Linked DNA regions of Homo sapiens: regions 2, 3 and 4 are each linked to region 1. Evidence: chromatin loops called from intact Hi-C (ENCODE). Cell type or tissue: B cell. All regions are shown on one strand. Links, peaks and the distances in the headings refer to the core of each region. The heading gives the core; the rest is flanking DNA.

Evidence for each region. Peaks named below come from ENCODE experiments on the same cell type or tissue, not always from the same donor. Only the 100,000 strongest peaks of a DNase experiment are listed, where the experiment ranks them.
Region 2: it touches region 1 in a loop (17-fold over the local background); 1 of 110 quality-filtered maps calls a loop at or near these places.
Region 3: a loop joins it to region 1, with 20 times the contacts of the local background. A loop is called at or near these places in 1 of 110 quality-filtered maps.
Region 4: it touches region 1 in a loop (28-fold over the local background); 1 of 110 quality-filtered maps calls a loop at or near these places.

Annotation. Positions count from the first base shown.
Region 1 is chr10:1,659,602-1,665,641 of GRCh38, reverse strand. The region is part of intron 1 of ADARB2 (adenosine deaminase RNA specific B2 (inactive)); the gene reads left to right. Among named protein-coding and RNA genes, the nearest start is that of ADARB2, 75 kb to the left of the region's middle. RefSeq lists enhancers at 2,496-2,995, 5,422-5,973, 5,974-6,040. In B cell, for the core only: no CTCF peak of the experiment used is centred there; DNase peaks (open chromatin) are centred at 3,041 and 3,601; H3K4me3 peaks cover 1,301 bases; H3K27ac peaks cover 953 bases.
Region 2 is chr10:1,451,598-1,457,637 of GRCh38, reverse strand. The region is part of intron 1 of ADARB2 (adenosine deaminase RNA specific B2 (inactive)); the gene reads left to right. Among named protein-coding and RNA genes, the nearest start is that of ADARB2-AS1, 72 kb to the left of the region's middle. In B cell, for the core only: no CTCF peak of the experiment used is centred there; a DNase peak (open chromatin) is centred at 2,987; H3K4me3 peaks cover 780 bases; H3K27ac peaks cover 1,441 bases.
Region 3 is chr10:1,574,927-1,580,966 of GRCh38, reverse strand. The region is part of intron 1 of ADARB2 (adenosine deaminase RNA specific B2 (inactive)); the gene reads left to right. Among named protein-coding and RNA genes, the nearest start is that of ADARB2-AS1, 51 kb to the right of the region's middle. In B cell, for the core only: no CTCF peak of the experiment used is centred there; a DNase peak (open chromatin) is centred at 3,396; H3K27me3 peaks cover 415 bases.
Region 4 is chr10:1,486,004-1,492,043 of GRCh38, reverse strand. All of the region lies in intron 1 of ADARB2 (adenosine deaminase RNA specific B2 (inactive)), which reads left to right. Among named protein-coding and RNA genes, the nearest start is that of ADARB2-AS1, 38 kb to the left of the region's middle. RefSeq lists a silencer at 2,607-2,773 and an enhancer at 2,916-2,965. In B cell, for the core only: a CTCF peak has its summit at 3,054; DNase peaks (open chromatin) are centred at 2,039 and 2,753; H3K4me3 peaks cover 359 bases; H3K27ac peaks cover 1,031 bases.

The DNA.
Region 1 (6,040 bases), core at 663-5,662:
TGACATTTCCCCTCCCAGTAGACGATTGCTTCTTGGCATTTGGCACAGGCCACAGCCCTGGGCTGGACCCCGGCATGCAGGGCCTAGCACTGTCTATGCACCGCCTGGGTGGGGTGCCTGGGGATTCCCTCTCTGGGCCTCGGGTGCCCCGCATGCAGAAGGCATTCGTGGAGGTCCTCTCGGGTGGGCCCAGTGCTCCTGCATTGGCAGTGGAGGCAGATGTGTGCCGTTCCCTGGGTGGATGCGAGTTCCCCACGTCGGGGTGCGTCCTCTGTTTCTGTGGCGTCTCCCCCAGCCACGCTCAGTGTCTGCGCACAACGCCCACTCACGTGCATTTCCAATGAGCTGGAAACGGCGGTGAAGCTTTTATATTAATTGTTATATGAAGTCTTAAATATTAAGGAAAGATCTAGGGCAATAAGCCAGGGAGCCAGGGGAAATAACTAAAATTAAAGATGTTGAAGTTGGAAGTTAGCAGTGACCTAAGCTTTTTTTTCCTTTAATTATGATTCCAGTACTTCCTGTGGGAAAAGTGAAACTTAATACAAGAAGTTCTGGCAACTCTAGAGATTTTAATGACAAAATACGGGGGCTCCTTCCCCCTTGCCCCTGGTCAAGGTGTCGGCATGACTCACCTTGAATCTCATGGGTCCCTGGTGTTCTTTCTTTCGGTTCTGTGGCCTCCTGAATGCCATCTGTTTTCTTGATTTCCCTTCTCAACATTTCTTCTGCCATCTCATTCTAAGCAATTAAGCCCACGCAACTCAGTGGGGCACAGAAGAACTCTGGCAGTCTTGAGGAGCCATTTGGCAACAGAGCGATGAGGATGCAGCACACAGCGCCCTAGGCTGGGGATGGCAGGGCCCCCAGAGTCAGCCGCATGGGAGTCCCACGTTCCCCTTGCCGTCTGCTGACTGTGATCTTTGAGAAGTTACTTCATCTCCCCAGTCTTCAGCTACTTGTCAGAAATTGAGGGAGGCTAGTGCACTCCTACCAGACGACCGAGATGATGAAATGAGATGATGAACATGAGAGATGCCCAGCACACAGCCTGCTCGCCGTAAACAGCAATTCTTCTTACCAACTGCTAAAGGCCATTCGTGAAATGCATTTCTCTGGACCGTGAAGCCTCTTAGAAAGAAGCCGTGACAGCAGCATTTGTGGGTCGTTAGGTCAGGTCTTTGAAGGATGTGGAGCAACAGAAACCCTCATTCATTGCTGGTGGGAGTGCAGGATGGTGCAGCCACTGTGGAGAGTGGTCTGGAAGTTTCCTGCAAAGCTGAACACACTCTGTTCATACGATTCAGCAAGTGCATACCTTGATACTGACCCACAGGCATGGAAACACAGGCACACAGAAACCCACACACTGACCAGCAGGCATGGAAACACGGGCACACAGAAACCCACACACTGACCAACAGGCATGGAAACACGGACACACAGAAACCCACATACTGACCCACAGGCACAGAAACACGGGCACACAGAAACCCACATACTGACCAACAGGCATGGAAACGCGGACACACACAAACCCGCACACTGACCCACAGGCGTGAAAACACAGGCACACAGAAACTGCACAGAAACAGCTGTTTACAGCCACACTATTCATCATTGCCAAAACTCGGCAGCAGCCAGATGTCCTTCAGTGGGTGAATGGATAAACAGTAGCACGTTCAGACCAGGGAATGATATTTCATGCTAAAAAGAAATGACCTGGCCAGGCGTGGTGGCTCACACCTGCAATCCCAGCACTTTGGGAGTCCGAGGCAAGCAGATCACCTGAAGCCAGGAGTTCCAGACCAGCCTGGTCAAGATGGCGAAACCCTGTCTACTAAAAATACAAAAATTAGCCAGGCATGGTAGCATGTGCCTGTAGTCCCAGATACTTGGGAGGCTAAGGCAGAAGAATCACTTGAACCCAGGAGGCAGAGATTGCAGTGAGCCGAGATCACGTCACTGCACTCTAGCCTGGGTGACAGAGCGAGACTCTGTCTCAAAGAAAAAAAAAAAAATTCATTTGTCAAGTCATGAAGACACATAGAGAAAGCTTAAATGCACATTATTAAGTGAAAGAAGCCCATCTGCAAAGGTTACAAACTATGTGATTTCAACTCTATGATGTTCTGAAAAGAGCGAAACTACGCGGACAGTAAAAAGATTCATGGTTTCCAGGGGTGGCGGGGAGGGAGGGATGAGCAGGCGGAGCACGGAGGGCGTTTCGGGAGTGGCAGCGCTCTGTAGCAGCGCTCTGTAGCAGCCACGGCGGGGAGATGCACTTGTCGCAATTCTCAGAGCCGCACCACGCAGAGTAACCCAGATGTAAATAGAGCCAATAATAATGCATCAATACTGCTTCATCAGTCGTAATCAATGCGCACATGGATGCAAGATGTTAATAGTAGGACAAACTGTGTACAAGGAGGCGGCATGTATGGGAAGTCTCTGTACTTTCTGCTCAACTTTTCTGTAAACCGAAAACTGCTCTAAAATAGTTGATCACTTTTAAAATACTTTAATTGCACACTATAAAATATATTGAATTTATAAAATTTATTAACTGAGTTTACCAAATAATTCAATTGAACATTGCAGCTAATCACATCCACTGGACTTAAATTTAGCTTTGTCCTGTGTCTGCCTGGTGATGTCGTGTTCCGCGTCTGGTTGATTGGCAGTTCTCTGGGTCACACCCTGGCGTTCTGCTGATGCTCCCAGGCCACATGTGTACAAATGTCTGGTCCGTAGAAACCAGAGCAGAGGTGGCCGCTGCCCGTCAGGAGCCAGTGCTTCTTCCCCTAGAGGGGCACTGCTGGGAGACGTCGCCCCAACTTCCTGCCCAGCACCCTGGGCACCCGGCGTGGTCACAGCAGGAGCGGAAATGATGTGAATTGTTGCAACCGGAGCCTGCGGACTCCTCCCTGCTGTCCTCTGTCTCTGGCCTGCTGGAAGCCATGGGTTTCGAGGGGCCGTAGTTCACTGCAGACCCTAGCCTCACCCAGATTTGACAGTTCTGGAACAGGAAATAAACTCGCTCTAGTTTTTAATAGCTGTGGTAAAATTACCACAAACTAAGCAGCATAAAACCATGCCATTTGTTACCTCATGGTTCCGTGAGTCAGAAGTCTGGGCCCACGTGGCTGCACTGAGTCCTCTGAAAAACCCTTGCAAGGCCGGAACCAAGAGCAGGCAGGTCAGGCTCTGGGTGGGGGAAGGGGTCCATGGGGAAGCTCTGCAGGGGGCTCCGAGGGCCCTGCCCCGGTTCAATCAGGGCGCTGGCTGAATTCAGTTCCTGAGGCCGAGGATGGAGGCCCATCTCCTCTCCGCTGGGGCCAGCCTGGGCTCCTGGAGGCTGCCTGGATGAATTCCTCCTCAAACCCGTGGACCGGGCTCCCCTCACCTCCAAACCTCTCTGATTTTAGTGGGAGAAAGTTCTCTGCTTTGAAGGGTTATTGGATTGGGCCAATAACCCTTCCAAGAATAGTCTGGGACATCCTCCCACTGCAGGGTCAGTAACCTTAACCACATCCTTAAAGCACCTTCAACGCTGAAAAGTAACATGTCTGGGTCCCGGGCTTAGGGTGTGGACCTCCCTGGGGACTCCTGGGCTCAATGCACATGCCCTGAGAGGAGCAGCTGCAGTGCAGGTTCATCTGTCAGAGCGTCTGCCGCTGCCTCAGTGCCTGCATTTCCCTTTCTTCAGCCTGATTTATAGCTCCTAGCCCCTTTCCCTCCCCAGCAGCAGTGCGGTTCCGTAGAGGGAAGACGGTGAAGCTGCCCAGAGACTTGAGTGCCTGATTCTCCCCGTCCCTTTGCACTTGGGAAATTTAGGGCAAGTGTGTGAAAGTCAGTGCCTGAAGTATCTGTCTGTGCAATGGGAGTGATTGTGACATTATCTGAGGCAGGTTTGGAAGAGGATCCTGGGCAGTGTGACTGCTGGTTCCTGTCTGCTCGGTGAATGCCGACCCTCACATGGTGCCCTCCCTCTGTCTCTGCTCTGGGCTGGTTCTGTACTCCCCACCCTGGCTCTGCTTCCCTGGCTAAAGCCCACCCTCTGCTTAACTTGTCTGCACTCTAGGTGCTTGCCGGGGCCCTCCCCCAACCCTAGCTGCCTCTTCAGACAGACAACTTCCAAGGCATCCTGTAAAATAAAGACCATGAAGGAAAGAAACCTGGCCCAAGGCAGTGAAGCTTTCTAATTCTCTTTCTCCTCTATTGGGAGATGAGATGAGAGGACGTTTGGGTGGGGAAGAAAGGGATAACCTGTGAGACATAGGCCATCTGTGACTCAGGAAACCGTGGAAACCCACCCTCCCTCTAGCTAAGGTACACAAAACCACTGGGAATGTACCCAATTATGACCCAGAGAAAGTGACGACGGGGACAGGGCCTGGGGAATGTGTAAGAGTTAAAGAAAGAAGAAAGGAAACATGAAAAGTGGCTTCACAGTCAAAGACAGGTTTATTTTGGAAAATAAACCTGAGAGGGGCTTCTGGCTGATTTCGGTCAGGAGCACTCTCTTACAGACTAAGGGTATTTAAGGGTTTAGGGAGGGGAGCTTATCGCAGGCTCGGAATGTTTCTGTGTGAGGGAAAGTTTATTGCAGGGTTGGAATGCCTCTGTTTGGAGACGAGGTTATCTCAGGGTTGGCATGTTTCTGGTCAGAGGGGGGGTTTATCTCAGGGTTGGAATGTTTCTGGTCATGCTGACATTAGCCATTAGGCTGATGTTTTGGGGCTGGATTTAGGTGGTTTTTAATCAAGGAGAACTTAAAATGGTGGCGTTTGTCCAAGATGGTGATGCTCCTGCTCTATCAGAATGTGGTTAAACATGCAGTGGAATGAAGGCAAGGCCAGACGTATACTGACACAGTGCGGATCAAAAGTTCAGAGACTTTGGGGCCAAGGTGCAGGGCTGGGGATGGGCAGGTGTCCATGGATACCCCGACACTGGATCCAACTCTGCTACTGCTCACCTGATACACGGGGTCCCAACAGGAAACATCAGAGGGGCACAATTATAAGACAAATCCACCCTTTTTCTGGGGTCTTGGGCCTTACGTGTTCTGGTTGACAGGGCAAAATCCCAGGGGCTCTGGAGCCCCAGATACTGGAGCTATTCGTTCCTTCTTTACCCCTCATTACATGCAGTTACCTGTGGCTGACATGACTGGCCACCATTCCACCCCAGTTTAATCCAACATACATAGTCACACTCATCTGTAAACTTCCCAAAGGTGGGACCTTACGACCGACTTTGCTTCCCTCATCTGAATATATTAATAATTAATAATTTCTGACACAGAGTGAAATGCTCAATAAATGTTTGTTGAACCAAACTAAACAACACCCAAGTGCTGTTAGTGCACCTGCAGAAGGGGATTGATGATTATCCTCCAGGAAGTAGCCAGTGCTTTGTGAGCACAGGCTCGGTCACAGGGAGCTTCTATTCTGCATGCTCCACTCCCCAGACTGGAAGGGGGCGATGGAGGAGGAGGGTGGACACAGGATACTGGAGGAGAGCAAGGAAGGCAGGCGGATGAACCAGGAAGCTGCATGATGGGTTGCCCAGGCAGGGCAGGCAATGGAGGAAGAGGGTGGAGACAGCCCCTGCCCCGGGGTCTCACAGGACAGTGGAGGAGAGGAAGGAAGGCAGGCAGATGAACCCAGAAGCAGCATGATGGGTCGCCCAGGCAGGGCAGGCAATGGAGGAAGAGGGTGGAGACAGCCCCTGCCCCGGAGTCTCACAGGACACTGGAGGAGAGGAGGGAAGGCAGGCAGATGAACCCAGAAGCAGCATGATGGGTCGCCCAGGCAGGGCAGGCAATGGAGGAAGAGGGTGGAGACAGCCCCTGCCCCGGAGTCTCACAGGACACTGGAGGAGAGGAGGGAAGGCAGGCGGAGGAACTACTGGAAGCAGCATGATGGGTTGCCCAGATGGGGCAGGGCCCAGCAGGAGCTACCCCTGCAGATGTGGGCATAGGCGAGTTCACCAGGCTCTGAAAGTTGGGCTGGGATTGCCCGGATCTTAGAGA
Region 2 (6,040 bases), core at 599-5,598, 210 kb after region 1:
GCTGTGGAATTGTAGCTCTGTGTCCAGGAACAAAAGGAAAGCAGTATTGCGTGGCTCAGCTCTGAAGCGTAACTTTCTTTTTGGCAGAGTGAGTGTGGGGTCCCAAGATTCCATTTTATTTCCCGAGTCATAGCAGAGACTCCTAAGCTGCAGCAATACGCTTTTATGTGTGTGGGTTAATGGGGTGCACCTTCCACCCACAGCTGGGAGAAGCCTGGCCCCAGGAGCATCAGAAGACAAAGACCCTGAGATGAGAAGGCACCTTAAAGTGAGGATGGCTTGTCCCAGCGAACTCGGAACCCTCCTGGAATCAGGGTTAGAGGTGGACACTGGTGTGTCTCAATGGTCGTGTCCAGCGCCCTGGCCAGCCCTCATGCTCACCACTCCTCTGCAGCAAGCTGAGCCTTATGTCTAAATTTATTTCTTATTCCAGTTGTCCAGAAAATTATTCTCTGAAGATTTCCTTTGTAGTTTTGAGTGGTTTTATTTTGTTCAGGCAAAATGTATCATTTAGGATGAAAACCTGTCCCAGGAGATTGTGCCATGTCATCTCTTTCCAAGAAAAGAAATTGATCTTTCTGCCAGCACAGTGGTTCACACCTGTAATCCCAGCACTTTGGGAGGCCGAGGCGGGCAGAGATGGTGAAACCCCCGTCTCTACTAAAAATACAAAAAATTAGCCAGGCGTGGTGGCGCTTGCCTGTAATCTCAGCTACTCGGGAGGTTGAGGCAGGAGAATCGCTTGAACCTGGGATGGGGAGGCTGCAGTGAGCCAAGATCGTGCCATTGCGCTCCAGCCCCAGCAACAGTGCGAGACTCTGTCTCAAAAGAAAAACACAAATTGATCTTTCTCGGGCAGTCAGAAGATCCTATTTTCTTACAGAAGTCTCAACTATTTATTTTACCCAAAGTAAAAGAGAAATATGTTTAAGGGGAAAGGGCAAGAAAGGGCCACTAGTGACCCTTTTTACCACGCCCCGCGCGTCTCGAGCACACCTTGATGATTAATTCCATCAACCTTCAAGTCCCCAAAATGGTCCCTTGCAGGATCGTTGCTGAGGCAGAGCTGGGTTCACGAGACCCCCTGGAGAGAGGTGGGGGTTGCAGCCTGGCAAGAGCTAAGAGCAGAAAATTAGTGTGGGGTGTTCATAGGTTTTGGGCCGGGGACGGGAGGCATGAGAGCCAAGAACTGGCTTGTATGGAGCAAAGTTAATGAGGAAACTTTAGGTTGGTAGGAAGAGCAGACGTCTTCCGGGCAGGAGCCTCCAGGAGCCGTTGCTGGTGTTGAGAAGGAAGTGACTTGGTTGGTTGGTTCCTAGGCTTAGCTCTCACGGGCAGGTACTTCCTGGAGAAATCAGGGAAGATCCTTTTGCTGGTCCCAGTATTGTTTAACACAGGGACAAGGAATTACAGTGGTTTCCGTTCTTACTAGTAGATAACGTCTAAAAAGTTTTCTAAGCTTTTTCCCTCGCCGGGTCCCTAGGTGAAACTAGATAAAGAGAGTAAGTTTCATTGATCTTAAATCTTTAATTATGCATGAAATGATGTATTGAGTTTAGCTTAGTTAATGTGCCTGGAAAAGCATACAAATAATTATAGCCATATGATCTATTCTGAATGTGCTATTATAAGTGAAACTTTTCAACCACTCTTCTATGCATGAGTTCGCCAAGTTCTGAACTAGTACAATCCTTTAAGTGACATACATTAAAGAAAAACGAATCCCTTTTGTTTAATATTATTTGTTATTTTGCTTGCGTTCATGGAAGACGTATTTGTGTGGTGATAGGTGAGAAATAGACAGAAGGGGGGAATAGTTTCTAGATATAAAAATCGCTTGCTTTTGGTCAGTTCTTCCCTATAAAAAATAAGTTTGCAGTTCAATGAATCAGAAATGAATCTGTATCCATGAAGAAATTTGGAAATTGACAATCGTAAATGGCTCAGTTCCCTCAAATATAGTAGTAGTAAGAATATTAATTTTTAAAAAAGTAACAATCCCAAAAAGAGTTTTTCTAATGCTATGAAAAAACTGGATCGAACACATTAAACTTTTTTAGAGAAAGAAACAGCAATACCTCCAACTTAGCTCTGGCCAGAGCTTAACTTTCCATAAAGACACATCAAATTGTTTTCTTTTTAATCTTTTTAATCTTCTGTTTTCTCTTTTTTTTTATTTTTGTTCATTTAGATCTAGCTGCTTCATCCATGATACATAAGTAATTCAATATCATCATAGTCTGAATAGCCTGGCTCCCTAACTTAGGAAGTCTGTATTTCCTAATTATTTTGCTCATCATAATTGTTTTAAATTAACATTTTAAATTCAGAGAGTGACTATTTTTAAAGACATTTCAAATGATTACATTTCTTCCAGGTGGCGCTTGATTTGCACCTGGCAAAAGAACAGGGAAGCATCTGGTCCTTAACAAAGTTCCTCCTCTCACCTGCAATCCATCCTCACTAAAGCCAGCTGCCAACTATTCATAAGTGTAAGCAGGATGTGGCTTTGCCTGTAAATAAACTGTACCTGGGAAAATCACGTTGTTCAGTGACAAGGTATCCACTCTTTCCACTGAGGGGGAAAAGCCCTAAAGGAGTTTGATTCCAGTCTCGTGTTTCGTAAGCAAATTTCTACAACGTGACTAAACTTATTTAGAATTTCCTCTGTCGCTTGTTGGTATTAAACAGCAACCTGGCACCATCTCAATTCATGAAGAATATTTGAAGACAAGACTGAGTTGCTTGTAAAGCTCAGCAAGGGTCTTCTTTTTTCTGTTCTTTTTTTAAATTATGGTAAAATATACATAACACAAAATGTACCCTCTGATCCACTTTTGAGTGTATAGGTCGGTGGCACTAAGTACATTCACACAGTCGTGAGCAATCACCACCATCCGTCTACAGAAAGTTTCATCTTCCAGAACTGAAACTGTCTCCACGAAACATTAAGCCCGTTACCCTCCCCGGCCCCAGCAACCACCCTCTGCTTCCTGTCTCTGTGGGTGTGAGGACTCTAGGGACCTCATGCAGGTGACATTGTTCATTGTTTGTCCTTTTGTGACTGGCTTAGTTTCCATTGTAGATGGTCCCTAGGGTTCATCCATGTTGTAACATGTGTCAGAATGTTCTTCCTTTTTCAGCTGAATAGTAGATATTCCACATTTTCTTTGCACATTCATCTGTCAATGGATAGATGCTTCCAAATTTTGCCCATCATAAATTGTGCTGCCATTAATATGGATGTATAAATTCTCTTCAAGTCCCTGCTTTCAATTTCGTTGGGTCTATGATATGGTTTGGCTCTGTGTTCCCACCCAAATCTCATCTTGAATTGTAGCTCCCACAATTCCCAGTGTCATAGGAGCAACCCAGTGGGAGGTAACTGAATCATGGGGGTGGGTCTTTCCCATGCTGTTCTCATGACAGTGAAAATATCTCACGAGATCTGATGGTTTAATAAAGGGCAGTTCCCCTGCACACGCTCTCCTACCTGCCGCCATGTAAGATGTGACTTTGCTCCTCATTCCCCTTCTGCCATGACTGTGAGGCCTCCCAAGCCATGTGGAACTGTGAGTCCATTAAACCTCTTTCCTTTATAAATTACCCAGTCTCAAGTATGTCTTTATTAGCAGCATGAGAGCAGACCAATACACTATATAACTAGAAGAATTGCTTGACTATATGGCAATTTTATTTTTAATTTTCTGAAAATAGCCACACCATTTTCTAGAGCAGCTGCACCATCTTACATTCCCACCATCAGTGCACAGCGTTCCATTTTTTCCCACATTCTCACTAACCCTTGCAGTAGCCATTCCAGTGGGTATGAGGCGGTAACTCGCAGTTTTGGTTTGCATTTCCCTAATGATTAGTGACGTTGAGCTTCTTTCCGTGTGCGTACTGGCTGTTTGTTTACCTTCTTTGGAGAAACGTCTGTTCAAGTCTTGTGCCTATTTTTTAATTAGATTCTTTGTTTTGTGTGTGTGTTCAGTAGTAGGAATTTTTAATATTGTCTAGAAACCAATTCGTATCAGATCTATGATTTGCAAGTATTTTCTCCCATTCTGTGGGTTGCCTTTTCGAAAAGGGTACCGAGACCATTCAGTGGAGAGAGGACAGTGTTCTCAAGAAACAGTGCTAAGAAACCTGGATATTCACATCCAAAGGAATGACGTTAAACCCTTACATTACACCATATACAAAAATCAATTCAACATGGATCAAAGATCTAAATGTAAGAGCTAAAACCTTCTTAGAAGAAAACATAGGGGAAGCGTCATGACATTGGATTTGGCAAATGAATTTCTCGGATGTGACACCAAAAGCTCAAGAAACAAAAGGCAGAAAGAAATTGAACGTCATCACATTAAAAATGTCTTGAGCATCAAAGGGCACAATCAGCAAAGGGAAAAGCCCATGATTTACTTGGTTTTTCCATGGGGAGACAGGGAAGAGCTGCCTTGTCTAACGTCTTGCTGATACAACTCCTTCAAGGCCACGTTTTGCAGACGTGGGGGAGGGAAGAGAGGATGTGGAATTAAATTCTAGGTAAGGGACTAGGCGTCACAGACCCAGGGTCCTCAAAGTGTGGCCCCAATGACAGCAGCAGTGGCACCTGGGACGTGCTGGAAATGCAGATTGTCAGGCCCGGCCCAACCCCACTGAGGCCCAGGCTCTGCGCGGCCCACCAGGATGCATTGTGACAAAGCCTGGTGACTGTCACACACTGATGTGGAGAGCCACTGCTGTTGCCTGTATTTCTTTTTTAAATGAATTTATTAGCTGCATAAGCTCACTAAAAATACAAAAGGTTTTTTTTCATGTCTTCTTTTTTTATTATACTTTAAGTTCTGGGGTACATGTGCAGAACATGCAGATTTGTTACACAGTATACACGTGCCATGGTGGTTTGCTGCACCCATCAACCTGTCACCTACATTAGGTAGTTCTCCTAGTGCTGTCCCTCCCCTATCCCCCAACCCCCCAACAGGCCCCAGTGTGTGATATTCCCCCCCCCAACCCCCGTGTCCATGAGTTCTCATTGTTCAGCTCCCACTTACGAGTGAGAACATGCAGTGTTTGGTTTTCTGTTCTTGTGTTAGTTTGCTGAAAATGATGGTTTCCAGCTTCATCCATGTCTCTGCAAAGGACATGAACTCAACCTTTTTTATGGCTGCATAGTATTCCATGGCATCACCTGTATTTCTAAGAAAGTTTTTGAGCTGAGTAAAAGAACTAGAAAGTCATGGAGAGAGAGAAAACCAAGAAGTTTTTTTATTATTGTTATTATTATTATTACTATTTTTCCCACAATTATTCAAACCCAAGACACAGAGCTGATTTTTGTGGGCCATGGACTTAGATTTACATGTGCGACAGTTGACCAGTGCTTTCACATTTGCCGTCTCCCTGTGTATGCTGTCATCATGCCACTGAATTCCCGCAGCTGGAAAGCTGCTGTCTCGGATCAAACTACACCCAGAGGTGTGATGGTGGCAGCGGCCAAATCTGAAGGTGGTGTGTCAGCCTCCTGGCCAGGCATCTGCTCTGACCAGCAGGGGTGCATGGCAGCAGGCCTCCCCTCAGCTCCCACACTGCCTCCAACTCCACATCCGTGATTCCTAGGTACCGTTCATAAGGCTGTCCTTTAACAAGCCACTGAGATGTCCTGTGACCTCTCTAAAAAAAAATATCCACTCATTCCCTTCTCTAAGTCTATAAACAAAATGCTGGAACTTCCCATCTGTCTCACATGTGGGCGAGAAGACAGACCAGATGTCTCTCATGATCTCATGTCCATGGGGCCCTGGCACATGGTGGGGGCTCCCTTCCTCTGCAAGTATGTTCGGTGTACTTCCTCCTCATATGGGTGTACTTCCTCCTCATACGGGTATACTTCCTCCTCATATGGGTGTGTCCCTCCTCATATGGGTGTAATTCCTCCTCATACAGGTGTGTCCCCTGTTATACAGGTGTGTCCCCTTCTCATACAGGTGTGTCCCCTTCTCAGGAAGGTGTGTCCCCTCCTTATACAGGT
Region 3 (6,040 bases), core at 435-5,434, 84 kb after region 1:
ATAAGCACTGGGCTTCATCCGCACGATGGTGCATGATTCAGCACAGAGAGAAATGAGCGATCAAGCCATGGAAGAACCTGGAGGAATCTTAAGTGCACGTTGCTACGTGAATGAGGCAGTCTGAAATGGTTATAAGGTGTATATTCTGAAAACATAAAGCTATGAAAACATACCAGTGGTGGCCAGGGCTTGTGGGGAAGGAGGGAGGAACAGAAGGAGCATGGCGGATTTTTAGGGCAGGGACGCTGCTCTGTGTGATGTTCCAATGTGGATCCAAGACACTCTCCACCGGTCCAAGCCCATAGAAGGTTCAACACCAAGCGTAAGCCCCAGCTTAATCTGTGGACTTGATAACGGGGTGGTTGTGCATTTGTGGGGAGGAGGTACAGGGGAGCTCTCTCTACCTTCTTTGCTGAGAACCACAAACTGCTCTAAATAAAATGAAATCTCTAAAAAAAAAAAAGCCTTAAGACAAATTTTCTCATCTCAGAAAGAAAGACCCGTGAAGAGATAAGTTACAATGCCAGACCAACATATATACACAATTTTAGAAATATGGCATAGCATTATCCTAAGCGAACTAATGCAGGACAGAAAACCAAACACCACATTTTCTCACTTATAAGTGGGGGCTAGATGTTGAGACTTCATGAACACAAAGAAGGACCAATACACACCCTGCTTGATGGTGGAGGGCAGGAGGAGGGCAAGGATTGAAAAACCATCTATCAGCCACTTTGCATATGAGCTGGGTGGTGAAATAATCTGTACACCAATGTACCCTGGCAACACGCGATTTACCTGTGCAACAAACACGTACATGTACTCCTGAAACCATGATAAAGGTTTTTTAAAAATAAGAAAGAAATCTGGCACACAGCATAGACAATTCGGGGGCACTGTTCAGCAACTGGTGACTCGCTCGTCTGCCTCGTCCAAGTTGTACATTCCTGGGGGAGTGGAGACTGTTTTCGTGAACAGGGATAACTAATGTTTACTGGGTGAACAGACAAGACTTCAAAAGGGAGCCCCTGAGTCCTGAAAGGTGAGCGGCTGCTAGAGACACCAGGCATGTCTGGGGAGATTCGGGGAGAGAATGCCACCTGGGCATCCATGGCCAGCCTGTGCAGGATGTCTGGACCACTCAGAAGTCAGACCAAGTGTGATGAGGGTTTGGGATGAGAAGTCACCAGCGGTAACCTCAGAGGTGTCAGTTGGGGCCAAGGAATTCGCCTTCTGTTGAGAAGTTCGTCCTTCCTCTTTCTCACATGATAAACTAGCATATTTAAATCAACTAGCTCAGATTTGGAGTCTTTATTTTATTTTTTAGGAAGTATTTCTGCTTCACTTAGAAAAGTGAGATGCTCTGTGTCTGTGACATGCTGCCTCACTGGAGAGTATTTTAGAGTCCCTTCCACCCCTTGACTGTCAAATCAGAAAGGGATCGCTTTCATTGAGCGCCTGTTTCCTCATGTACTCTTTACAGCTGAGTCACAATCTCTCAAATCATAGTCAACAATTCTCTTGATTCCGACCAACTGATGATTAACTTGCTGTTATGTGCATACTATAATTTCTCCATTTTCATCTTTCTTTAAAAAATGCAGAAATTACATGATTCAGCGGCACACATAACCATGTGGCTGAGTCTAACGCAGGCAATCGTAGGAGGATGTAAATTGTGCCTTCTATTCATTGTGTGGTTTTGCCAGGGCTCTAAGCCTCATGGGAAACAGTGTATTTGCCCTCGAACAGGTGACCGACATTCCCAGATGACAGGTCTGTGACCGCTGAGCATCTTCACCTGCCTGACTCTAAGTACTTGATATAAAGCGGTGTGCTAGGAGGATGCCAGCCTATCAGAGCTGGAAGGCAGGGTAAACTGAGGCAGTGTGGGCACCTGGGGCTCTCCCACCTCGTGGTATCCTGATCCATCCCGCTCGCTATCCACCTGCCTCCTGCCCTGATGGGCCAGGCTTGCTGGTCCCTGCCCACCTCTGCCCCTGGCTGCGGCATCCTTCCTCTGTGTCCCACCCCAGACCCCAGCGCCCAGCCTCACCAGGCGCATGGGGAAGCTCTCCCAGGGCCCCAGGGAGAATGCATGAGTGTGGGCCTGTGGGTGCTGGTGGTGTTTGTAGGTGTGTGTATATGCGTGTGTGTGCATATATGGGGGGGACATGTCTGTAAACGAGTACCTGTGTGTATAAACATAGGTACCTGTGTGCGGCGTGAATGTGTGCCTGAGTCTGTGTGAGTGTGCATGAGCATGTGTGTGCACACACTTCTCTCTGTGTGTGTGTGTGTTTGGGGTAACATGGTACACAGTGTGAGCTCATGGAGAACAGTGGTTCAGCCAAGGATTTGGGTACCCGGCCCGACAGCACCCACGGCTGCCAGGGGAGCCTCCAGACCCACGCCAAGGGCCCCAGGAAGCCGAGCACTCACAGGCGGGGCTGCCTTTGCACCAGCACAGCTCCCAGCTCACTACTGCCAGTGACTTGTTCAAGCTCAAGTCTGTCCTAGAAATAAAGCCTCACGCAGGTTTCAAAGTCGCTTGCAGTGATAAAATGAAACTAAGTTGTTTATATTTTTAATTTAAAAATGTCACAATTAACATGAACTCATTAAAGAAAAATAAGAAAATTTTAGTAACGCAATATTTTTAAATGTGTATTCAAAACAGGGATGAGTGTGACTTCATGCTTTGTCACCTGCTCTTTTTTGCTGCCTGGCCCTCCTGCCTCTGCACGTGCCATCTGTTCCGCTGCGGGAAGTGCTGGGAACCCCTTAAGTTCACCTCGTTCAAATTTCCATCCTATGGGGTGGTGAAGAGGTATAAATGATATACAGCACACACCGCCTTGCTTTGCTGGGTCTGCTGAAAGAAGCCCCGCAGATGGGGTGGCTGGAGCAACTGACTTTCCTGCTTCCACAGTCCTGGAGGCTGGAGTCTGAGATCAGCGTGTCCACAGGGCTGGCTCTGCCTAAGGCTTCTCTTCATGGCTTGCAGCCACTGTCTTCTCCCTGTGTCCTCACAGGGTTGTCCCTCTGGTTGTGTCTGTGTCCTCATCTCCTCTTTTTATAAGGACACCAGGCAGATCGGATTTGTGCCCATCCTAATGATCTCATTTTATCTTAATTACCTGTTTGAAGATCCCGATCTCCAAATACAGTCACCGTCTGATGTCCTGGGGGTTAGGGCTTCAGCATGGGACTTTGGGGGACACAGCTCACATGCAGCACATTGGGCTGCTCCCTGTGTGTCGTGTGCGGCAGGGATGGTGGGGCTGCACATTCGCTCCACCCACCGTCCTTTCCCACCGTCCCCTGGGCACCACCCTCACCAGCCACAGCCACAAGGCCTTCGTACAGCCTGGCACGTTCACAGCTGCCAGCCCTGGTCGGAGGCCCTGGTCTCAATGACGTCAGTGCTAGTCTGGGGACAAGCCCCACTGCTTTTGGATAGAGTCACCAGACCAAATAAAGGAGACCTGATCAGATTCTAATTTCAATAAACAACATCCACCTTCTGTGTGCATGAGGGTATCACTGCAGCTTCTGGATGGCCTTACACCAGGATGCACCTGAGCTTCTTTCCATCCACCTCCTGTGTGCATGAGGGTATCACTGCAGCTTCTGGATGGCCTTACACCAGGATGCACCTGAGCTTCTTTCCATCCACCTTCTGTGTGCATGAGGGTATTACTGCAGTTTCCGGGACAGCTTTGCACCAGGATGCACCTGAGCTTCTTTCCACCCACCACCTGTGTGCATGAGGGTATCACTGCAGCTTCTGGATGGCCTTACACCAGAGCGCACCTGGGCTTCTTTCCTTGCTGTGTCTGAGCCACCCCAGGCCTAGGGCTCTACAAGGTGGAGAAAGTTGGAGGGTCCTTCGTGAGAACTGCACTGAATCTGTTCAATCAGCCATGGGAACCCAAGGGGACAGCAACCACTGCACCTGCTGAGCCTCCCCGGGCCAGCAACCTACCCAGAGCCTGAGGCCCGCTGTCACCCAGCCCCAGCCCCTTGGAGACACCTCACTGCCTCCAAGACCAGAAGGGGAACTGAGGCTTGGAGAGGGCAAGCAGCTGCTGCCCCAGGGCCACACAGCAGACTGAATCGCACTTGACGAAGTCCACACGCCCCTCCTCATCCTCCACCTTCAATGTGTTTTGCAGCCATTGTCCCCAAGGGCCTTTCCTTGAGAGACCCTGGGGATGTGGGTTTCAGGGCTCAAAGCTTCAGGAAACACAGCTGCTCCATCTCCAACTGGAGGGTGCACAGCGCCCCTCCGCTCACTACAGACTGATGATCACCTGTCTCCAAACGGGGGTTGCACAGTGCCCCTCACCCACTTGAGACCGAAGATCGCTGGATGGAGACACAGACCTAGCACTGCTTATCCCTGGGGTCCCACCTGCAGTTCACGGGACCCTCAGTCCTCTCGGCTCCTGCCAGCACCACAGAACCATAGCATGAACTGCTGCTACCGTATTTGCAGGAAGTCCAGCAGGGAGAGCCCTCCTGCAATGGCCCCTGAGCCCCTCCAGTGATCCTGAGCCCCCTCCTGTGACTCTGAGCCCCCTCCTGTGACCCTAAGCCACTTCCTGTGACCCTGAGACCCATCCTGTGACCCTGAGACCCATCCTGTGACCCTGAGCCCCTCCAGTGATCCTGAGCCCCCTCCTTTGACCCTGAGCCCTACAGTGACCCTAAGCCACCTCCTGTGACCCTGAGACCTGTCCTGTGACCCTGAGCTCCTCCAGTGACCCTGAGACCTGTCCTGTGACCCTGAACCCCCCTCCTGTGACCGTGGACCCCCCTCTTGTGACCCTGGGCCCCCTCCTGTGACTCTGAGCCCCCTCCCGTGGCCCTGAGCCCCCTCCTGTGACCCTGGGCCCCCTCCTGTGACCCTGACCCCCCCGCCGAGTGGCCCTGGGCCCCCTCCCATGGATCCTGAACTTCCCTTTAGTGACCCTGAGCCCCCTCCCATGGCCCCGGAGTACCCCTCCCATGCGCTTTGTGCTCTGCAGCTATAGGTGCCCCTCTCTGACTTGAGGGGCTTCATGGGCTCTCTGACAGGAAGGGTTTCCTGAGCAATGTGCAGTGGAGGAGGGATGCAGGTGGACTGGGTTGAGCTGATTCAGAAACGACCCTGGCACTGCCCCAAGGCCAGAGCCAAACCGCCAGGCTCTCTCGGTCTCTGTGACCCCATCTGGAAACCATGGAGCTTGACCACAGGGGGATCCCACAGAGTCCCCCAGCTGAACCTCCCACCCTCCTCCACCCCAGGGCCAGAGAGGCGCAGGAGCAGGTGGGGAGGAGGCTGAGGACTGAGGGAGAGAGAGGGTGGCTGTGCACAGAGCCCCTCAGAGCAGCGTCTGCACGCATGTGTCTCCAGTGTGTGCAAACAGGAAGGGGCTCCAGGGCCCCTCTGACCCGGCAGTGCTGGTGCTGAGTGCTGCATGCCCATCTGCTTACTTTTCTCCCATGTCTCTGCTATGAAATGTGCTGCTTTGGCATCTTTAAGACCCATTATTCTCCACGATCACCACCTGTGAGTTGCCAGAACAAGCATGCATTTCCCTCCCAGAAAAATAATCAGCACTGAGACTACAGAATCCAGCCACTACCTTTTTAATGAGCTGAGCAGACTGGCTTTTAATTTATAGCAGCTTCTTAGCAGCCAGGGGAATATATTAGTTTTAATTTTTTTTTAAGAAACAAAAACAGTAGAATTGCTCTGTTCATAAAATCCAATCACAAGCAAGCCGTTCCATGAGGGGTGAATTAATTAGCACTACTTATTAAGGTTTTACTTCTATTGATTCATTCTGGTCCATCAATAATCTTAATTCACCCACAAAACCAATTCAGCTTAATAACCTGTACAAGGGAGTCAGGAAGTTGAGTTACCTATTACAATGTTGCAGCCCTGTTACCTGTTACAATGTTGCTGCCCATGGTTTCTCTTTTGACTTCTGTTTTTCTGTCAACTCAGCCCCTGAATCGCTGCCCCTGGATCTCCTGGCAGTGC
Region 4 (6,040 bases), core at 357-5,356, 170 kb after region 1:
CAAATGAGTGATGCTTATATCACAAAAATGATCTTATCAACAACTATTAAAGGCCAAGAGAGATACATAACAATAACTCTCATTTTGTAGCAATTTACAAATTAGAAGTAGCTTTCTGCTGTCTTATCTCCTTTGATTTTTACAACAATCCAGTTAGACAAGCAAGGGAAATTTATCTACTTTTTAACAGGAGAAACTACAACTCAAAGAGGCGAATCACTCAGCCATGAACAGCGGAGACAGAAAGGTCTTTCCACTCTGATTTCTTTTTCTTTTTTTCTGAAATCTTGCTACAGACAAGCTCCTTGCCTTGTTGAGGGGTAGCATGTATACACAAAAACATAAAGAAAGGTAGGTTATGGCAGGCTCATTGTCAAGTCTAGGGGTAGGATTTTCTCCAGACTGTGGGTCTCATTACATCTGACTTTGTTTATTCCATTTTTAATTTCCACAAAAACAGTGTGTGTTGGTTTTGGGACTCCTTATGAATTGGCCCTGCTAATTGTCAGGCAGGATGACTCTAGAGCTGACAAAATGGTGAAACAAAGAATGGGCTTTTTTGAGTTATCAGGATTTCTTAACATTCTGTAGGCACACAAATGCTAGGTGTCAGTAAGATTGTAAAACTCCAGTTAAATAAAAGGTTTCAAAATGGTTCCTAAAAAGAAATAATAAGCCAGGCACGGTGGCTCATGCCTGTAATCCTAGCACTTTAGGAGGCCAAGATGGGAGGATTGCTTGAGCCCAGGAGTTCCAGACCAGCCTGGGCAACGTGGCACAACCCTGTCTCTACAAAAAATAAAAACAATTAGCCGGGTGTGGTGGCTTACACCTGTAATCCCAACTACTTGGGAGGCTGAGGTGGGAGGATTGCTTAAGCCTGGTTGAGGCTTGTGTGAGCCATGATCATGCCACTGCCCTTCAACCTGGGCCACAGAGCAAGAGTCTGTCTCTTAAAAAATAATAACAATTAAATAAATACATAAACAAAAAGAAATTATAAAATTGTGAGGACTGCAGAAGGCATTTCCTCTGGCCAGTTACTTTTTCATTGTTCCTAAGAGATATGAAGCACCTGCCATGATGTGGACTTCAAGGTCCTCTTCCTTCAGCATGGTAATCCTGTAAGGCTTAGACATGGCATCCTATCTGCTGACGTATGTAGTTCATGAGACAACTGGGGTATGGTCCTTGGAAACAGAGAACCAAGTTCAGCTCTGGATTCTTACTTTCATGTGTATATTGTCTTGGGTGAGCCATTTAACGGCTTATTTAAAAAAACAATAGCAGGCTGGCTGTCTTGGCTCAGGCGGGTGATTCCAGCACTTTGGGAAGCCAAAGAGAGCAGATCACTTGAGGTCAGGAGTTCAAGACCAGCCTGGACAACATGGAGAAACCCCATCTCTACTAAAAATACAAAAATTAGCTGGGCAGGATGGCACACACCTGTAATCCCAGCTACTGGGGAAGCTGAGGCAGGAGAATCATTTGAACCCAGGAGGCAGAGGTTGCAGTAAGCCCTGATTGTCTCACTGCACTCCAGCCTGGGCCACAGAGCGAGACTCTGTCTCAGAAAAACAAAATTAAATTAAAATAAAAATTAAAAGCAGTAGTAAAAGAAACCTCAGAGGATTTTTTCAGTGGTCATTTGAATTAATATATTGGAACTTACCTTGTAAACAGTTAAGTGCTTTCAGATATAAGGTTATCTTAACATTTAACCTACTATTCTTAATTATTATTTCCATATAATCTATAGTATACTATTGCCTGCTATTATCATCCCATTATTGCCTTTCTGAGTGGTGGAATCCTACTCTTCCTCCAGGGCAAGTTCCCAAGGCAAGTCCTGGGTGAAGCCTTCCACTAAAGGGGCTGGCGTTAGGCTTGCTTCTTCTCCTAGGCCGTTGTTAGTGTTGCTTCTTCTCCTGGGCCTCCTGGTTTTTCATGTATTCTCTGATGACAGCATCTTGCACAGGCTCACTTACCTGACAGCTAACGTGTGCTTCTGTTTATCACAAAATTGTCAGTCAGCTGCAAGGCTGAGGTCTTTGTTGTCCGTGCACCTGTAGCAGCAGCTTGCCTAGACAGACCCTCATGATATGAAAGTATGTGGTGTATGGAGACATTTTAATTTAAATATCCCACAGTATTTTGACCCCCTCTCATTCAGGCTCACCAGATATTTCACCCAAGAGAGACACCCAAGAGTGTTTGATCCTAATATGCTAATTATTAGGATCCCTCATCCAGCATTTCTTGTATACAATTGTGTTGGAGTCTCTTCTTCCTTACATATTCTTCTTCTAGGCTTCAGAAAGTGCTGGTTTGAGAAGTTCAGAGTTCGTCTTACCTAAAGACCAGGCAGGTTGAAATAACCGTGGTGTCTTCTGCCTAATAATTGTTACTCAAAAGCATTTGCCATCTTTATAGTTTTCCCAGTGGTTTAAAAAACTCTGAGATTGACTTTGTTGTTTTTCTTCCGCTAATGCAAACAGAAAGCTCGAGACTTGCGGATCCGCTACTAATGGGCAACACATTAAGTGGCGGCTGTGAAGGTATTTGTTCCTCTGGACTCACAGGAAAATGTTAGATCAGAGGATACTGAGAACTGTGACCAGACGACTTGGGTAGATCCACTGCCCTGATTGCAGAAGCTCCCAGAAAGGCACGGTCACGCCTTGCTGAAAGGGAAGGTCAGGTGCATCCGGTGCAGAAGCTCCCAGAGAGGCACTGTCACGCCTTGCTGAAAGGGAAGGTCAGGTGCATCCGGTGCAGAAGCTCCCAGAGAGGCACGGTCACGCCTTGCTGAAAGGGAAGGTCAGATGCATCCGTGGGCCTCCACAAGTGCATGAGAAGTTGATCAATGTCTTAGAGTTTAAGTATCAGGGAGTAACTTTGGCCAAGAAATGAGCAAATTGAGAGACATTTGGCTGCAATACTTCACACAGCCGCGAGAAATCTGGCAGAAGCAAGCCTCACTGATCCGAGGTGCGCAGTCGCGCTTGCTGGCACCCGGCCAGGAGCCTGTGCCCCCTGAAGCTGCACAATCCATCTTCACCTTAGTGGAGGATGCCTTCCAATTTCTCTCAAAAAGGAGGGCAAACACTGTATAAGGTCTCCCTGATCAGATCGGAATGTGTTCCCATCTCATCCTGGTTTGCTGACCAAGAAGAAACCATCTCCTTCTAAAACCTGTCAGACGATATCGTCAAGGACCGCAGATATGCGAGCGTTTTCCCCCGAGGAAACACAGATACACGTATGCTGTTAGGGAGCATTGCTCTTCTCAGACTCGCGCAGGCCCAGAATTCACAGAGAAGACATGCATGCAGGGAGATGCAGAATATTCCAGTGTGAGGAGCGGACGTGCATTCGCCAAAAAGAAAAGTCCTCCCTTTCACGTCTCCCCAGTGTTAGGCTATTTCATGGGGTGCAGGGCTCATTGATCATTGATCATTGATCCTGCAGCCTGGCCTATATCCAGCACAGCCCATTCTTTGGTGGGAGAGAGATATCCAAGTTCTCCACCGTCCCACCAGGGCAATTTGGCCACTTGTCTATTTTCACACCAATTCAGTAATGCCCTCCCTGAAGGTCACTCTTTAGGAAAGGCCTTAATTAAGATTTCTGCCTGCAGCAAATTGTAGAAACTGTAATACATCACACCAGCAACCCAGACACAGGTCATTGGCTACTCAGACCTGCTCATGTGATGTGAGCAAATATTACCATTGTCACTTTGCTGTGGGTCATTTTTGGATGTGCTTTAAAAGGCAGTGCCAACTGTAGGATGTTTGTACATCCTTTTTTTTTTTCTTTGCCAAATCTGAGATAATGTCTGTATCTTTTCAAAGAAAATGCTTGCCTCAAAAGTCTACACTAGCTTATAAATTATGAAATAGTCAGATGCTTAAGAGAGATTTTAATACATAAAAAGTAATGGAATGGATTCTTTATATTGAGTGCTTTCTCAAAGCAAACCAAGAAACATGTAGATGACCTTCTTGGAAATTACCACAATTTATGAAAAATTTGAAGCTGATATATTAACTTTTAAATTAGTACAATGGAAAGACTCTAATTCATTGTAAATTCAACAAATTCCCTTTCATCTGTTTGTTTGTTTGTTTGTTTCCTTTTTTCTTCCTCCTCTGTGGAATCATGCCAAGCTCTCCTCACACCCGCGGCACGTGTTTTTAACTCCCAGTAGGTGAAGAGCTACCACCACACTTTTGTTTTTCTGACCACTCTTGGTTCTTCAGAGCTGTCAATCTGTATTTAGTTCACACCAGCCTGAAAACATAAATTGCAAAACAAACATCTTTTTGCACATTTTGTAATACCTAAACTTTTTCCCTAAACCATGTCCGTTCCCAAATGTCTATATTCTTTTCTTCCTGCTTTATTCCAACTACACTTTAGGAATAAGTCAGATATCCCAAGTCATGTTCCATGACCTTTATTTACCCCACCTAACCCTTGGCCCAAAATGAAGTGTGAGGCTATAGCTTCGCCCACAACCCAGGGCCGGGAGCAGGTCAGGGCAGGGCATGGGTGAGCCCACAGGGTCTCCACTCAGCAGCAGGCACCTCCTCTCCTTCCCCTCAAGAGCTATAAAGAAGTCCAGCTCCCAGACCAGCAAGAGCTTATCTTGCCAAATTCTGTTTACGAGAAGTGTGAGTGTGTGTGTGGAGAATGTTTATTTAGTCTTTTTGTTTTCACTTGTTTTCAATAACTTGCAACTGAAGAGCTCAAGTAATTTAAATGTTACTGGGGTTCCCAACCCTAATGCTGCATCAGAATCACCAGATAACTTGACAACCCTTCACCTGAGTCTCACCCAGTCGTAGATGGATTTGGTTTGACTTTCCAGGTTTGCTATCCAAGGCCTTGGCCAAGGGGAGCAGGGCTGAAATCCGGCCTCCCCAGCATCCGGGCTCCCACGGCACCCACGCGTGCAGCTGATGAGCCTCTCTGGTGGGGCCCAGGGCTCCACGACTTTCTAGAGTTCTTGCAGATAATTCTCACACACAATGAGCACTGAGAGCACAGAGGTCTGTGTGGGAGGTCTGAGTGGGAGACTTAGAACAGAGATTCGCGTGTTCTCTCTTCTTTCCTCTTCCAACCCTAAACCAGTTACATGTACTTCATCTATCTCAATTCCAGTGACGTTCACTCCTCTTGCATTTTAAATGTGGGACTCTCTTACACCAGTAAATCGAGATTTCTGGCTCCTCCTGAAATATCTGGCAGTCCTGGATACCTTCCCATGTGGTAGCAATGAGTCATGGTGTCTCTGGTCAGTCCCCACCAACCCTGGTCACCCTCAGTTCTGAGGCTGATGCTGATGGCTGGCCGTCGTTTCTTTTGCACCCCTGCTTTTTCTTGAGGTCTGTATACCCATATTTCTGTCAAAAATAAGAAAATAAAACACAGTCCAAGGAAGACACAGTAGAATATATTTGTATGAAAGCAGCCCTAACTGCTTAATATACAGCCAAAGCAAATCTGTTATAAACCTAGCTTGATTAACTCTGGCCAGACACAGCCAGTCCCTAAAGACCTTGGTGTTTTTAATAGCTCCACCTGAAATGTGCAGACTTTGTGTCTATATTGTTCGACTCTCCAGATGATTTACTTAATTATCCATCTAGAGTTACCTCTGTAGAATATATTAATGATCTGGAATTTAGAGAGAATAATGCAATAATTAAGAATTCTATTTATCATCTCCCAAACAGATAAACCTGGAATAGATGCCATCTAGAAAGCATCTCTGAGATGTGCTTAACAACACACACACACACACACACACACACACACACACACAGGCGTCCACACACATACACATGCACACACACATTTTCATTGTGTTTTTCCTCTAACGAGGTTTACAGTAGAGCTTGAGATAATTGGCCCAACCACAAAACTCAAAGATGAATGAGTAGCCGATGTGGCACCTCTAGGAACTGTGCATCTTCTCCCTTCAATACAACCATACATAGGCCAGAAATACAGCACCTCAGAGCTTCTGCCA